Regions from separate parts of the Homo sapiens genome. Here all the other regions are linked to region 1. A link is an interaction called in ENCODE POLR2A ChIA-PET data of the cell type or tissue named here. Cell type or tissue: OCI-LY7. All regions are shown on one strand.

What was found. ChIA-PET counts read pairs that join two places held together with the same protein. Peaks named below come from ENCODE experiments on the same cell type or tissue, not always from the same donor. Only the 100,000 strongest peaks of a DNase experiment are listed, where the experiment ranks them.
Region 2: POLR2A ChIA-PET joins it to region 1 with 5 read pairs; 4 of 35 experiments call an interaction of 5 or more read pairs at or near these places.
Region 3: POLR2A ChIA-PET joins it to region 1 with 7 read pairs; 2 of 35 experiments call an interaction of 5 or more read pairs at or near these places.

Annotation. Positions count from the first base shown.
Region 1 is chr3:23,322,835-23,327,834 of GRCh38, forward strand. The region is part of intron 3 of UBE2E2 (ubiquitin conjugating enzyme E2 E2); the gene reads left to right. Among named protein-coding and RNA genes, the nearest start is that of UBE2E2, 120 kb to the left of the region's middle. In OCI-LY7, no CTCF peak of the experiment used is centred here; DNase peaks (open chromatin) are centred at 2,137 and 2,877; H3K4me3 peaks cover 1,655 bases; H3K27ac peaks cover 2,771 bases.
Region 2 is chr3:23,218,331-23,223,330 of GRCh38, forward strand. The region is part of intron 3 of UBE2E2 (ubiquitin conjugating enzyme E2 E2); the gene reads left to right. Among named protein-coding and RNA genes, the nearest start is that of UBE2E2, 18 kb to the left of the region's middle. In OCI-LY7, no CTCF peak of the experiment used is centred here; a DNase peak (open chromatin) is centred at 2,871; H3K4me3 peaks cover 2,011 bases; H3K27ac peaks cover 1,995 bases.
Region 3 is chr3:23,164,880-23,169,879 of GRCh38, forward strand. No RefSeq gene overlaps it. Among named protein-coding and RNA genes, the nearest start is that of UBE2E2-DT, 36 kb to the right of the region's middle. In OCI-LY7, no CTCF peak of the experiment used is centred here; no DNase peak of the experiment used is centred here.

The sequences.
Region 1 (5,000 bases):
TTTGTCTAGCATTAATTTGGTATCTATAATAAATAATTGATTTTAGCCTTAACTTAGCTGTAGAGTCCTAAGGATTATATATTTATATATTTTTTCTATTAGACAGGCATTTTCTTGTCTCCTTTCACAACATACGTGGTTCAGTAAAACATAAAATCACTTGTCAATAGTTAGTATTAATATAAATATATAATATCGTGTCTATACATTTCACTTAATTTTTGAATCCATGAATTAGGAATTATCTAGATTTATTAGGCTTAAACAAATAATTATTTGCTTTGTTTTGTGCTGTACTGTTGATAAAGAAGCTGTCTATATGTTATTATATTTGATCCTCACAACCACCTTATGAAGGTAGGTTGGACAGCTTTTATTATTTCTGTTTTATTGATGAAGAATCAGGTTTGGTGTTTAAGTAAATTGCCTACATTTTATAACTTTAATAATTTGCTCCTATAGTTACCCATTTATTTTTATGTTACTGGTTAGTCATGGTAGTACTTACTGTCTTGTTTCTTCTAGGGAATACAAAAGTCTTGATTTTTATTCTAGACGATTTAAGAAGACCAATTTGGGTCATTTGGCATGACCCCAGGGCTAGCTCAGGTGTAAGTAATACGGGGTGAGCATCCCAAATTCGAAAATTCAAAACACTTTGTAATTCACAACTTTTTCAGCACCAACATAACACTGAAAGGAAATGCTCATTCAATTCTCAATTGGATTTTTGGATTTTGGATGCCCACTAGGTAGGTATAATGCACATATTTCAAAATCTGAAAAAATAAAATATCCAAAACACTTCTGGGGTTAAGCATTTCAGATAAGGGCTATTCAACTTGTGTAAGTTAAACTTCTCTGAATGCCAGGATTCCTTTTTTTCCCTTTTAGCAAACTCCTGTCCTTATTTTAGTTTTAGTTCAATGTCACCTTCTCTGTGAAGGCTGCCGTTTTTCACAGGATGCAGAAATCTCTTATTCCCCTGTGCTTTCTCATAGCACTTTTGTACTTGCCTCACTTGGTACAAGTATTATTTGTTCATGCCATGATTGATTATTGAGCTCCTTGAAGACAAAAGTTGTGATATACCTCTTCACTTCTCCATGGCCTTGAATTAACCATAATGGAGCTCAGTAAATGTTTTTAAAGTAAATGAATGAACAAATGGTACATGCTTGATGTGTGTCTGTAAACTGTATAAGCCAAACATTGTGTACTCCCTGTTTCTGGAATAACTGTGCAATGCTAAACATTTCTTTGACTACTTACTATATGATGTCTGCTGGTTTTTGCTGCATAAATATTCTGATATCTTCAGTTGGTGCTTAGCCAGTTTATTCCTGTTCCACTGCATCACTTATGATTATTTGGGACCTGGATGAAGCAGTTTCATTGTAATGTTGTATTAGTTGAATCTGTGATTTTATAAAATACGAATTAAATTTCTTATAAAATGAAGTTTGTCACTCATATTTGTCTAAATTTGTTTAAAAATAAAAATCCTAGCTAAACTCTTGCCTATCCCAGAAATGAATTTAAGGACCGTATTCCTTATGAATTATGAAGGGAATTTAAAAGGGAAGCATCCAGGAAGGTGTAATTAGTGTCTGGTAAACTGGCTCTTGTGTTTTCTCTGCCTTTCCTCTCTTTCTTTTACCAGCTACCTGTAGACCATTTCCCTGTTTATTAGCTGCAGTACCAGAAGGTGGAATAGGAAATGAAGTTTACATCCTTCAGTTTTGTTATTTGTTAGCTGATTTCTTAAATTTTAGGTGTGAAGAACTATAAAAAAGTTAGGTTGTTTGTGCTGCATCCTTATTATTTTTTGTATCCTGTTATCACAGGCATTGATGACTTATGTATAATTGAGTAAAGCTGCAGGAAAGAAAAGCACTTAGGAAATGCCTCTTCAGATTTTCAAGATCTTTTCACACCTCTCTTGGAGAAAAGAATTTAAAAAAAAAAAACCTAAATGGATTCTAATTATTTTCTTTATCTGTGGTATTTTGTTTTGTTAAATAGTGTGTTATATAATGAATAGTGGAATTGGGTTCAGTTGTGAATTACAGGAAGTGACACATATGATAAAGATTGTGGTTTTATGTCTGTTCAACAAACCACAGTGGAACTGAAATGAAACTATAAATATTTTAACTACACCAATTGCTTTCTGCCGCCAAGCAGGACTAGTCCTAATGAAAACTAGATAAGCTGATACAAAGTTGTTGAGAAGCAGTACAGAATATAGGTCCTTATGTACCATCAGGAAACTTTAGCAGTTTTGAATCTTCTAGGCACACATTACTTTTGATCAGTAAGAAACAATTATTAGGTTATTTTACTCTTTTAAGAATTGAAGTAGCCACAATAAAGCTATTGTGTGTTTTTTTTTCCTTTGGGACAAGGATTTAGATTTAATAATAAAATGTGTTTTGTATAGTAAATATTCATGAAACAATTGAAAAGCAAATAAAAACATTCAATTTGTGTACTCTTTTCACAATTTACATACTAATCTGAGGCTGGGCTGGAGGAGAAATATATTCCCACATTATTCACTTACCAGGAGTATACCATACTTTCAGAAGCTTTTTCTTGACTAGTGATGACTCTTAAGATTTTACTGTTAGGATTTGAACACTTGTAGGTCCTTTAGTATACAGAAAACATTAGATATATTTAATGGGATAGCATAAGTAATTTCCATTCTCATTCTTTTCTTGAGTTTTAAAGTCTAAACCCATAGACTTACACACTTAGTCTTTGTCCACTAGTCAGAATGTTTACACTTTGCTAAGTAGTTATGAACGTCCTCTCCGGTGTATTTGTTTCATTTTTCACCATGTGAGGCTTGACTGCTTAGTTTGTGTGAGAGAATGTGCTACTGTGAGAAATATAATAGTGAATATCTAACCCCTCCGTATCACTGACCTTCGGTCTAGTAGAGGAGAGACCATTATAAAAATAACTAGGGAGCCCTTATATCCTAACTTCTCTTATCCTGGCAAAATTATCAATATCACCCTTTTTCACTTTCCAGTGTTGTGGTTTGGGTGATGAGTGATATAGTCACACTGTGAGTAATGAGGGGAAAGAACAAATATTTTTAACCTGATACTTTTTCTGAATTCATGTTTAGGTGGTAGAGGATACCATTTGATTCTTGGAGACTCCCAAATATAATTTTCTGTCTCATTTTGACTTCTTGTAGATACATGCTTTGTAATCTTTTATTTTTATTTATTTATTTTTGAGGTGGAGTCTTGCTTTCTCGCCCAGGCTGGAGTGCAGTGGCGCGATCTTGGCTCACTGCAACCTCCACCCCTGGGGTTCAAGTGATTCTCTTGCCTCAGCCTCCCGAGTAGCTGGGATTACAGGCGCCTGCCACCAAGCCTGGCTAATTTTGTATTTTTAGTGGAAACGGTGTTTCACCATTTTGGCCAGGCTGTTCTCGAGCTACTGACTTCAGGTGATCTGCCTGCCTTGGCCTCCCAAAGTGCTGGGATTATAGGCTTGAGCCACCGTGCCTGGCCATCTGTAATCTTTTAAAAAGGAAGAGAAGGGTACCAATTATCTGGCTTTTCAAGATTTTTCAAAACATTTTTTGAAAAATTTCTGAGTTTTTGGAATTAACCCTTTGAGCAGCTGCTGAGATTTTTATGTTCTTAAATTGGTTAGATTAAAAGAAACATTTAAGATGTGTCTGTCCCTTGCCTTTTTCTAAATAATTTATGATTAATGTCACATATCCTATACAAAAAAAAGTATGAGGTTGTATGTAGTTTTGACTTGAGATTTTCCAGAAGTCTTTTAATGGCACATAAAGGTTTTTTGTTTGTTTGTTTTTGTTTTATACTTTAAGTTCTTGGGTACATGTGCACAACGTGCAGGTTTGTTATATATGTGTACATGTCCCATGTTGGTGCGCTGCACCCATTAACTCGTCATTTACATTAGGTATATCTCCTAATGCTGTCCCTCCCCACTCCCCCCACCCCACCACAGGCCCTGGTGTGGGATGTTCCCCACCCTGTGTCCAAGTGTTCTTATTGTTCAATTCCTACCTATGAGTGAGAACATGCGATGTTTGGTTTTCTGTCCTTGCGATAGTTTGCTGAGAATGATGGTTTCCAGCTTCATCCATGTCCCTGCAAAGGACATGAACTCATCCTTTTTTATGGCTGCATGGTATTCCGTGGTGTTTATGTGCCACATTTTCTTAATCCAGTCTGTCATTGTTGGACATTTGGGTTGGTTCCAAGTCTTTGCTATTGTGAATAGTGCTGCAATAAACATACATGTGCATATGTCTTTATAGCAGCATGATTTATAATCCTTTGGATATATACCCAGTAATGGAATGGCTGGGTCAAATAGTACTTCTAGTTCTAGGTCCTTGAGGAATCACCACACTGTCTTCCACAATGGTTGAACTAGTTTACAGTCCCACCAACAGTGTAAAAGTGTTCCTATTTCTCCACATCCTCTCCAGCACCTGTTGTTTCCTGACTTTTTAATGATCGCCATTCTAACTGGTGTGAGATGATATCTCATTGTGGTTTTGATTTGCATTTCTCTGATGGTAATGGCACATAAAGTTTAATCTGCAATACGGAATCTGATATACCACCCCTTTCCTCTCACCATCATCTACTCTATTTTACTAACATGAAACTCCTTAAGCAGCCTTTTAACTAGGACAAATACTTGTATCAACCAATACAGAAAGATTATTTATTGTTCTTATAGGCAGGTTTGTTTGTGGCTGCAGTTAGTATTAGACTGTCACTTGGGATGTTATTCTGGAATTGCTTTTTCTAATTCTTTCAGTGAAGGTATGTGACTCGTTCTCTTTTTTCCTTTTGCAAAGCAAAGGCTCGACAAAATTTTATAGACTGGTGAAACATTTTGCAGGTCTGAAAAAAGTGTTGTAAACCTGCTCATGAGGTTCAGACAAAACTTCTGTGCATAAATTAGGAGTTGGTGTTGTCTAGGAG
Region 2 (5,000 bases), 100 kb before region 1:
TCAAATAGAACAAATATTTCTTTGTTAGGTAAAACCGTTTAACCTAAGACTTTTTGTCACTCTTAGGACTGTATTACATCAAAGCCGTTTCAGATGGCAGATCATTGTTTAGCTTTTGGTGGTCAATGATTATAAGTGGATGGATTTGTGGAAAAACCCCAGTTTGAATTAAACCTAACATCCTTTGTTTCTTAGGATAATATTTGTTTTAATGGTCTGAATCTTTAAAAAACCCATATTATTAATATATTACATATATTATTTTTGTAACCTTTTTTATGAACAATTGAACTGATAAATAAGTGAACTTTATACACTTCTTTGCTTAAATTTTGACAACCCCAATCACCGGCAAAATAAACAACTTTGTTTTAATAAGTTTGTTTAAGGCTCATTTTTAATAAATGAAATCCACATACAGTATCATGTGATGTAGACTGCAATTTTGCTATTAGATAAATGGGGAAAGGAACTATATAAAGGTTATTATTTAAATAAACAAATAATTGAACCATAGTTCTATTAAAAGTAAAAGAAACGTTTAACTATAGTGTCATCTGAAATTTGGAGGTTTACTTTGTCTTTGAGCCTTAGTGACATCATTACTAGTTCATATGTAAGCTCTTCATAAATAGAGCAAAATGTGTATTACAGGTTTTAATTTTTAAATGTAGAAGTCACACATAATAAGCCCTTCAAACAGTTTCAGGGAAGATATCTACTTTAGTTAATTTTCTGACTTGGGAATTTGTAAGGAAATTCTCACTTGTGGGCTGAGGATTGGATAGCTGATAAGTTTGCTTTAGAAGCTAGGTCTGCAGTGCAGTGGCTTTGGCTCCTTTTATTGATTCTAAAACAGTTGCTTGGACTGGGTCAGGCAGAGAGAAAGGTTATTTACCTTCGTATGGCACTCCCTTTGGCAAGCAAAGGGTCCTCTGTGCTGTAGCTGATAGAAAATGTAAAACTGGTTAATCAACACTTATCAGTGTGCTTGTGTTACTTAATATGGATGTTTGGTGTGCTTATTAAGTGCATCACTGTGGTCTTTGGACTGTTTGGTGTCAAATATTTGGTTGTGGTTTGTAGTTAATCTGCCCATCTGTATTTCGGTGAAAATGTGGTTACCATCTTCAGAAAGAGATTAGATTGCAGTGTTAGTTTGGCTTATTTTTGGTCAAAGTTAACAGTGCTTTTGTGGTTGATTTTTACAAGTTCTGCACTGCCTGCATTGGCCTAATGACTGTAATGGATTAATTTATCAAAATAGAGCAAATTAAAGTTATCTGCCTAATAGAAGTCAGAGTCCTTTACTTAATCAGTTAAGTCATATCTCATTTCAGAAGAAAGCATCCCCTTACTCTGCTCCCTTTGTGGATTACCTCTCCTATCACACATGCCTCTCAAAACCCTGCCTTTTGGTTCCCTGGGTAGTTGTTAGTCTGCTATCACATGTAAAGATTATATGTGAGGGAACATCTGTGGGTTTTACCTGTTTAGTCAGAGAGTGGAGAACGATTTTTTCTACTGGTTGTCTGGGTAGGGGTGGGTGTGTGTCACATTCCACTTTGAGTGTGGTTTATCCTATTTTCGGGAACCTTAACAGACAACCCAATACTGTGTGTTTGTCAGGTTAGATGGAACCTCTGAATTTTGGTGCATCTCTTAGGTGATATCTAGTTAAGCTTCTTTTGGAATCATATTGAAGGAACTGTATGTGTTTAAGCGTTGTGCAAATCTGTTATTTAAAGAAGTTGAGACTATCAAGTCACCCCGAATCACAGCATTCAGTGTAGATAAAGTTTTATGTAAGGCATTTTTAGAGGAAGTTATTCTAATATAGTATTGGTTAATTTTTTTTCAGGTTTTGAATAAACAAATATTATTTTAAAGAACACCTACAAATGATTTAATAGATTGAATTATTTCATGTAGGAGATATTTGCCTCTACATATTTCAGTTTTTTCTCACTTTATTGTTGTCTTTGAAGTAAAAATGCAGTAAGATAGTTTTATTTTTGAAGTTGGGTTAAATATGTCATCCTTTTTAAAAACATTACTCACAGTTTAATGGGTAAATATTTTAAAACAAAACTTTATAGCTAAGAAAAAATTTCTGCTCATAAAATCGTAGCGTCTGTAGGGCCATAGGCATAGAAAATTACACTTCATTTGAGTGAAATTTGGTATATGCTTAGAGTATTTCCTATAAGTAGTGGAATATATTTTTCTTGGCCTTAACTGTCATGTTGGCTAACATAACTGACCCATGACATTTGCAAGGGTTCTATCCTGAGGCCTTCACAGATCCACTGATCAATAAATGTTTTCATACTACTGCTGAGTTAGAGGTGCTGGGCAGTTGGTTAGAATTGCTCGTTACCTTGGTGCCTTGCACACCAGCTTAGATGGATAGAGTGGGTCAAATTGATGCTTTATCCTTACAGACCTCTAACAGGTAGATTCACTGCCCCTTATAAATGACTACAGGTTGTAACTTTCACAGTTCTTCACAAATTGTTAAAAGCAAGATCTTAGATCTGTGCATGTCAGTGTGTTCATTTATACTTCCTCGGTGCTAGTGGAGAACTGGCAGCTAGTGGGCCAGCAAATCTCCAGATAAAAATTAAAATTAAAATCGTCATCATCCAAAGGATAACTTGCTCCTCTGTATCACAGAGAAGCTAACTTGTTCAAATGCTATTATGATCTGCTACTGCTAAAGTTTGTATTAGGTTTACGAGCAGGGGAATGACAGAGAATCCTTATTACTTTTTGGAAGAAAAGACTAAGGTAAAATGATTTATTTGGATTTTGATTTTTGGTCTAGTAATTGAACAAGTAAAAGGAGGAAGTAAACCAAAAAAGAGGATGTAGTTATACTAGCAGTTTACACTTCTATTTCTATGTGTTTCAAGAATCTGCTCATGGAACACTGGCGCTGCTTTTTAATTTTGTCTTTTATTTGATAACAGCTTTATTGAGATATAAAGTGTAAAATTCACTTATACTTTTAGGTTTTTAGTATAGTCTCGGAGTTTTGTAATCATCACAGTCTGTTTTGCAATATTTTGATACCTCCCAAAAAATAATCCATGCCTTTTAGCAGTCACTCCTTCCCCATTTTCCCCCAGCTCTTTCACCACCAGCCCTCGGCAGCAATTAGTCTACTTTCTGTTTCTATAGATTTGCCTTATCTGGACATTTTGTATAAATGAAATCTTGTGTGCTTTTTGTGTCTGGCTTTTAAAATTTTTTTTACAAAGTGTAATATTTTCAAGGTTCATCCATGTTGCTGCATGCGTTAGTACTTCTTTTTTTTTTCTGAGACGGAGTTTCGCTCTTGTCGCCCAAACTAGAGTGCAATGGCGTGATCTTGGCTCCCTGCAAGCTCCACCTCCTGGATTCAAGCGATTCTCCTGGGTCAGCTTCCCGAGTAGCTGGAATTACAGGCGTGCGCCACCATGCCTGGCTAATTTTTGTATTTTTAGTAGAGACGGGGTTTCACCGTGTTGGCCAGGCTGGTCTTGAACTTGATTACCCAAGTATTTCTTTTTTAAAAATATTTTTAATTGAGGTAAAATATACATACATGATTTACCATCTTTACCATTTTTAGTGTAAAGTTCAGTGAATATACATTTATATATTTATATTCTTTTTTTCCTCTTGATCCCCCCACTCCCCTTCCTGGCCTCTGGTAACTACCAGTCTACTCTCTATTTTTGAGATCTACATTTTTAGCTCTCATGTAAGAGTGAGAACATGTGACATTTGTCATTCTCTGCTGGGCTTATTTCACTTAACCTTGCCTGTGGTTCCATCCATGTTGCTGCACATGACAGGATTTCATTCTTTTTTATGGTTGAATTAAATATTCCATTGTGTGTATATACCACATTTTCTTTATTCATTCATTTGTTAATGGGCACTCAGGTTGGTTCCATATTTTAGCTATTGTGAATGGTACTTGGGTAAACATGGAGGTGCAGATATCTCTTTGATACATTAATCTCCTTTCTTTTTGATATATACTGATATGCTTTGGCAATGTCCCCACCCAAATCTCATCTTGAATTGTAGCTCCCATAATTCCCACGTGTTGTGGGAGGGACTGGCGGGAGATAATTGAATCATGGGGGTGGTATCCCCCATACTGTTCTTGTGGTAATGAATAAGTCTCACGAGATCTGATGGTTTTATAAGGGGAAACCCCTTTTACTTGGCTCTCATTCTTCTCTTGTCTGCCACCATGTGATGCGTACCTTTCACCTTCACCATAATTGTGAGGCCTCTCAAGCCAGGTGGAACCATGAGTCCATTAAACGTCTTTTTGTAAATTGCCCAGTCTCAGGTATGTCTTTATGGGCAGCGTGAAAATGGACTAATATATAAATATATATACCCAGTATAGGAATTGCTGGATCATATGGAAGTTCTGTTTTTAGTTTTGTAAGTAACCTTTGTACTGTTCTCCATAGTGGCTGTACTAATTTACATCCCAACAACAGTGTACGAGCCTTCCCCTTTCTCCGCATCCTTGCCAGCATCCGCTATTGCCGTCTGTTTGATCTAAGCCTTTTTAACCTCAGTGAGATATTGCATTGTAGCAATGTTGAGCATTTTTTAATGTACCCTTTGGCCATTTGCATGTCTTCTTTTGAGAAATGTCTGTTTACATCTTTTGCCCCCCCCCCCTTTTTTTTTTTTTTTGAGTTGTCTCTCTCTGTCACTCAGGCTGGAGTGCAGTGGCGTGATCTCTGCTCACTGTAACCTCTGCCTCCTGGGTTCAAGTGATTCTCCTGCTTCAGCCTCCTGAGTAGCTGAGACTACAGGTACATGCCACCATGCTCAGCTGATTTTTGTATTTTTTTTTTTTTTTTGAGATGGAGACTCACTGTGTCACCCAGGCTGGAGTGCAGTGGCATGATCTTGGCTCACTGCAACCACTGCCTCCCAGGTTCAAGTGATTCTTCTGCCTCAGCCTCCTGAATAACTGGGAT
Region 3 (5,000 bases), 160 kb before region 1:
GAGCCATGATCCCATGACTACACTCCAGCCTGGGTGACTAAATGAGAACCTGCCTCTCAAAAAAAAAAAAAAAAAAAAAAAGGAAGGAGAAGTAGTAGAGTAGTAGTAGTTTGGTGGAGGAACCCCATAGATCTGGGGACTAGACCTTGAGAAGTAGGTGTTTTCAACTGCTGTTGCTGTTCCTGAGTCTGGTGGTGTCCCATGGGGCTGGAATCCAAGCCTTTGAGGAGGGCACATCGGCCAGTGATGCTGGTATTTGAAGGATGGGGATGGGAAGTACAATAAAGATAGCTTTGCAAGTGTTGGGAAAATTGCAAAATAGGAATTTACCTTTGCAACTAGAACAAAGTGCCTCTGCTGGAGTGAAAGGCACTGCAAGGGTGATGCAGGCAACAAAGAGGAAAAAGCAAGTCCCTTCTCTCTGCTCCAGCTTTATGGTCTCCTTCTGATGTCCCCATTGGCACAATCTCTGTTCCCTTGGGTTAGCTATTTAATGTCCTTAATCCTCAATTTCCTCATCTAGTAAGTGGAAATTCACATTAGTCCTACCTTATATATCATTTCATTGATACATGTAATGTGGCACATAAAGTGAGCTTTTAGTGAACACATTTCTCTAATTATTATTAAAATGGGAAACCTAGGAGGAGAGAAGGAAGTCAGTTATTTTACAGTTCGTTTTTACTCTTTGAAGGGGATGGGGGGCAGGGAAGAGTGAGTTTTCGGGGTCATGTTGAGTTTGAGTATCTTCTAGAATAGCTTTGTTTTATGTGGAAAGAGTTAAAGTGTAATTCTAGACTCAACCAAGAGGTTGATATAACTTTTTCTGAAAATAGCTATGCAGAAACATGAGCAGGGAAATAGGTATGCTCAGGGGTCAGGCGGAAGTTTATGAATCAGAAGACACTAAAGCTGTAGTCCTCAAATTCTAGTATGTATCAGAAGCACCTGGAGAGCTTGTTCAAATACAGATTTCAGGGTCCCACCCCTAGAATTTCTGATTCAGTAGGATGGTGTGGCTTGAAAAGCTGCATTTCCAACAAGCTCCCAGGTGATGCTGATTGCTACTAGTTCAAGCACCACCCTTTGAGCAGCACTGGTCCAGAAAGCTAAGGCCAGAGCTACAGTCATTGGTTAGTCTCCAGACTACATTTAAAAAGGAAGGGGAAGAAAATAATTGTTAAGAATCTACAATGCACCAAAAGTTTTGCATTCTTTAATTTAATGAGCTCAACAACCCTAGGAAGTAGGTGTTGTCATCCAATTTTTCAGATAAGTAAATTGCAACTCAGCAAGGTAAGAAAGTTGCCCAGAGCCACATGATTAGCAGGGTAGTAACACTGGGACTCAGATCCAGATCTGTCCAACTCAAAAGCCTATATTTTCTCCACTGTGTCATGCTGTCAACTTCTCTCGGTAAAGTCAGGAGGGTAATAGGAGGCTTACTGGCTAAGAAAGACCTACAGTTTACAATCAGATTTTAACTACCATCTAGATGGCAACAACTCCCAAATTTATCTTTCCAGGCCAGACCTATCTCCTGAAACCTAGTGCTCAGCTGCCAGCTCAGCATTTCCAACTTCCTCGTCAGCTTGTCCTAAGTTGAACTGCTAATATTCCTCTCAGAGGTGCTTTACCCTCAGTCTTCCCCCTTCTCGGGTGATGGCAGCTCTATCCTTACAAATGCTTCTTCTCCCACACTCCATATCTAATCTGTTAGCAAGTCCTCATGGCTGGGTCTTTAAAAGAGACCCAGATTTCCAGCCACTTACCAACACCTGCACAGCCTCTACCCTGATCCAAGCCATCAGCGTCTCCGGCATTGATTCCTGCAATAACCATACTGTTTGCTTCCACCTTCGCTCCTCTGGAGTTTATTTTCACTCTGCAGCCAGAGTGGTCCTTGGAAAATCTGAGTCAGATCATGTCCCTTTCTCCCTGAAACCCTCCAAAGATTCCTCATTTTACTCAGAAAAAAGTCAAAGTCCTGCATGACACTGACCCCTATTACCTCTCCCCTACCACTCACCTCCTCCTCTGACCTCCTGCTAGTCCTGCTTTTCCTCTCTTCACCCCAGGCACACTGACCTCTTTGCTGTTCCATAAACACTGCCAGGTACAGTGTTGCATTAGGGACTCTGTACTGGCTGTTCCCTTTGCCTGAGACACTCTTCCCCCAGATTTCTAATGGTGAGTCCCTTCCTCCTTCCAGCCTTTGCTCATATTTCTCTTTCTCAATGCAGACTATTTAAAATTGCAACCACTTTTACTCCCAGGAATCCTGACCGCCTCCTCTTCTCTATTTTTTTTTTCATTTTTTCATAGCCTTTCTAAGACACTACATAATGTACTTGTTTGTTGTGTTGATTATATATTGCCTGACTCCCACAGCCCCCACTAGAATGTAAGCTCTATGAAATCAGGGATCTTTGAATTTTGTTCACTGATGTATCTGAAGTGCCTAAAACTGTGCTTGCCACATAGTAGGTACCCAATAAATACTTGTGAAATGAATGAGGACAGAACTGAGTTCAAGAGAAACAAGAAAGTAGAAGGGATGCAAAGCGCGAGTAATGATATCAGAGAGAACTATTTCAGAACCGGAGCTTTTGGAGAAGGCTTGCCCCACAGTGATGTGGCAGCCAAGGCAGGACTGTGAGTGTGGCCTCCGGGAGGGCAGACGGAAAGGGCAATGGGCTGGGAGGAAGGACAAACAGAGAAAACCCAAGATCCAAAGTAGAAGAGCATTCCTTACCTCTTTCCTCAGAAAAGAAATAGAGATGAAAGGAAAACTGAAAAATTATTTTCCCTTTTGAAAGTGTTCAAAGTTTCACAGTAACCTTAGAAAGATATGTCATCTCTCAAATCAATGTGATTTTCTTTACTTTACACGTCTGTCTATAAAGAAGGGTAAACAGAACCAGCTTCTTTCCTAAGAACCCCTGCCATTTTCCATAGTTTGGGCTCCTGTATCATTTCTGCATGAACCAGAAGGGCATAAATAAGAAATACTTCCTAGATGGCCACAGAAGCAGCAGCTCCATCCACCCCAGGCAGAGTCCCAGGGCCTAGGCTGTCAGTACTCTCTGTGGGGGCAGTAACAGGAAACCCAACTAAGATTGCCTTAAACAAGCAGGGTAAGAGGGTGGGGAGGAGAAAAATTATTGGCTTTTGGAATGTAAAGGTCCAGAGTTTTGTCAGTTTCAGGGCTGGCTTGATCTAGGCACAGACACTGTGTCATCAGGAATCTGATTTTCTCCATCAGCAGGCTTTCCTTTCCTCTGACTTGGCATTATTTCCAGAAAGGCTTGCTCCAGATATGGCCTCTAGCATCTCTAGGCTTACATTTTCTCACAGTAGTCATCCCATCAGAAAAAAAAGAAAAAAAATCTTTGACAAGCATTCCAAGACAACTTCCATGTCTATCTCTCCTTGGCCTGACTGGTGTTCTCTCCCCTAAACAAATCACCATGCCCAGGGAATATACTCCTCTTATTGTCTAGTCCTGAGCCTAACACTTGCCCACTCCTGGAGCCAAAAGATGATCAGACCCCAAATGGACCGAATGTGGAAAAGGATGAATTCCCAAAAAGAAAAATCGGGACTCTTTTATCTGAAAAGAAGAAATGGCTGCCTAACTGGCTGCAAAGTATACTGGTGTTTTTTCAAAGTTTTATAGGAATCTTACTGCTTATATAACCATGATCTTAGGAATATGCAAGAAGCAAGGGCCAGAATTATTTATCTTAATTTAGAAAGTCCATACTTTTGCAAGAGTAAGATATTTTCAGTGACTCCCATCATTGAGGACAAGTTTGGTTTTTTTAAAATAATCCTAGACACTGCCGAGTCCTGTGTCACTTTCCCCCTTGGCAGATGTCTAATATTTCCCAGATTCAATGCTGTTAGACATTAGGAAAATACAGACACAGGCAAAATGTGCCAACAGAGCCTTTCTCTATGTCCTCCAGCCCCCTATTTTGGGGCCTCAGCAAATGGAATCACCTTGAACATTCTGTTTCCAGGTCCTCCCTCCATCTTGGCCCTGGGTTCTCCTGGCTGCCCATCATGCTGGCTCAGTCCTACCCTCCAAAAACCTCATCCTTTTCTGTTGGTTGTGGTTGTGAAAAGTTTGCAAAAATACTCTGGAAAAACTAGGACCTTCAGACCCTACCTCAGGAATCTAAAAACATCTCAAAAGTGCCCTTCTAGGACTACTCACAAGTCTGACCCTGACACCCACATGTCTGGAATCCAACAAGAAAGCCCACAAGAACAAGCTCAGGTTTTCTTTTTCTTGAATTGGGCAAGTCATCATCATCCTCTGGGGCAGGAATTGCAGTGCTAAAAGTAAATGTAGTGATTACCTACTCTGGCCCTGTCTTTTCTTAAGTAGGGGAAAAAAAAAGATTTGCAGACAAATGGTGGGAGTACAGATGGCACTACCGGTTGCTGTTGAGAAAGCCCACTTGGTGGTGATTCAGAACAGCACCAGCAATAATAGAAAGGAAAGGAAGAGAGGAATCAACACTCCCAGCCTGGTTTCTTGCCCTTTGTTATCTTGAAGCCTTATTTTATTCTTTCATTTATTAATTTATTCCTTTGGTAAATATTCATTTAGTGCCTATTATGTGCCAGGCACGAGGCGGGTCTCAGAAGAAAAAGATCCTGTCCTTCCTCTTAGACACTCAGTCTAATGGGGAGAAGAACACATAGGTACTACAATGTGCACAGTAAACCCAGAAATGGAACAGGCAGTGACAGGGGAGACTAAGGAGCATGGAAGAGGCACTCCTATCCAGCTCAGGGGCTGTGGGAGCACAGGCAGGGGTGGGGCTCGTGGAAAACCCCCTGGATGCGATGAAAGTAAGCTGAGTCTTAATGAATGAGTTGGCGGGGGATGGAGGTGGGTGAAGGAAGAACAGCATAGTGGGTGGAAAACATTTCCGACAGAAGGAGGACAGCAAAAATCAAGGCAGCCAAGATGTAGCTTGGCATGT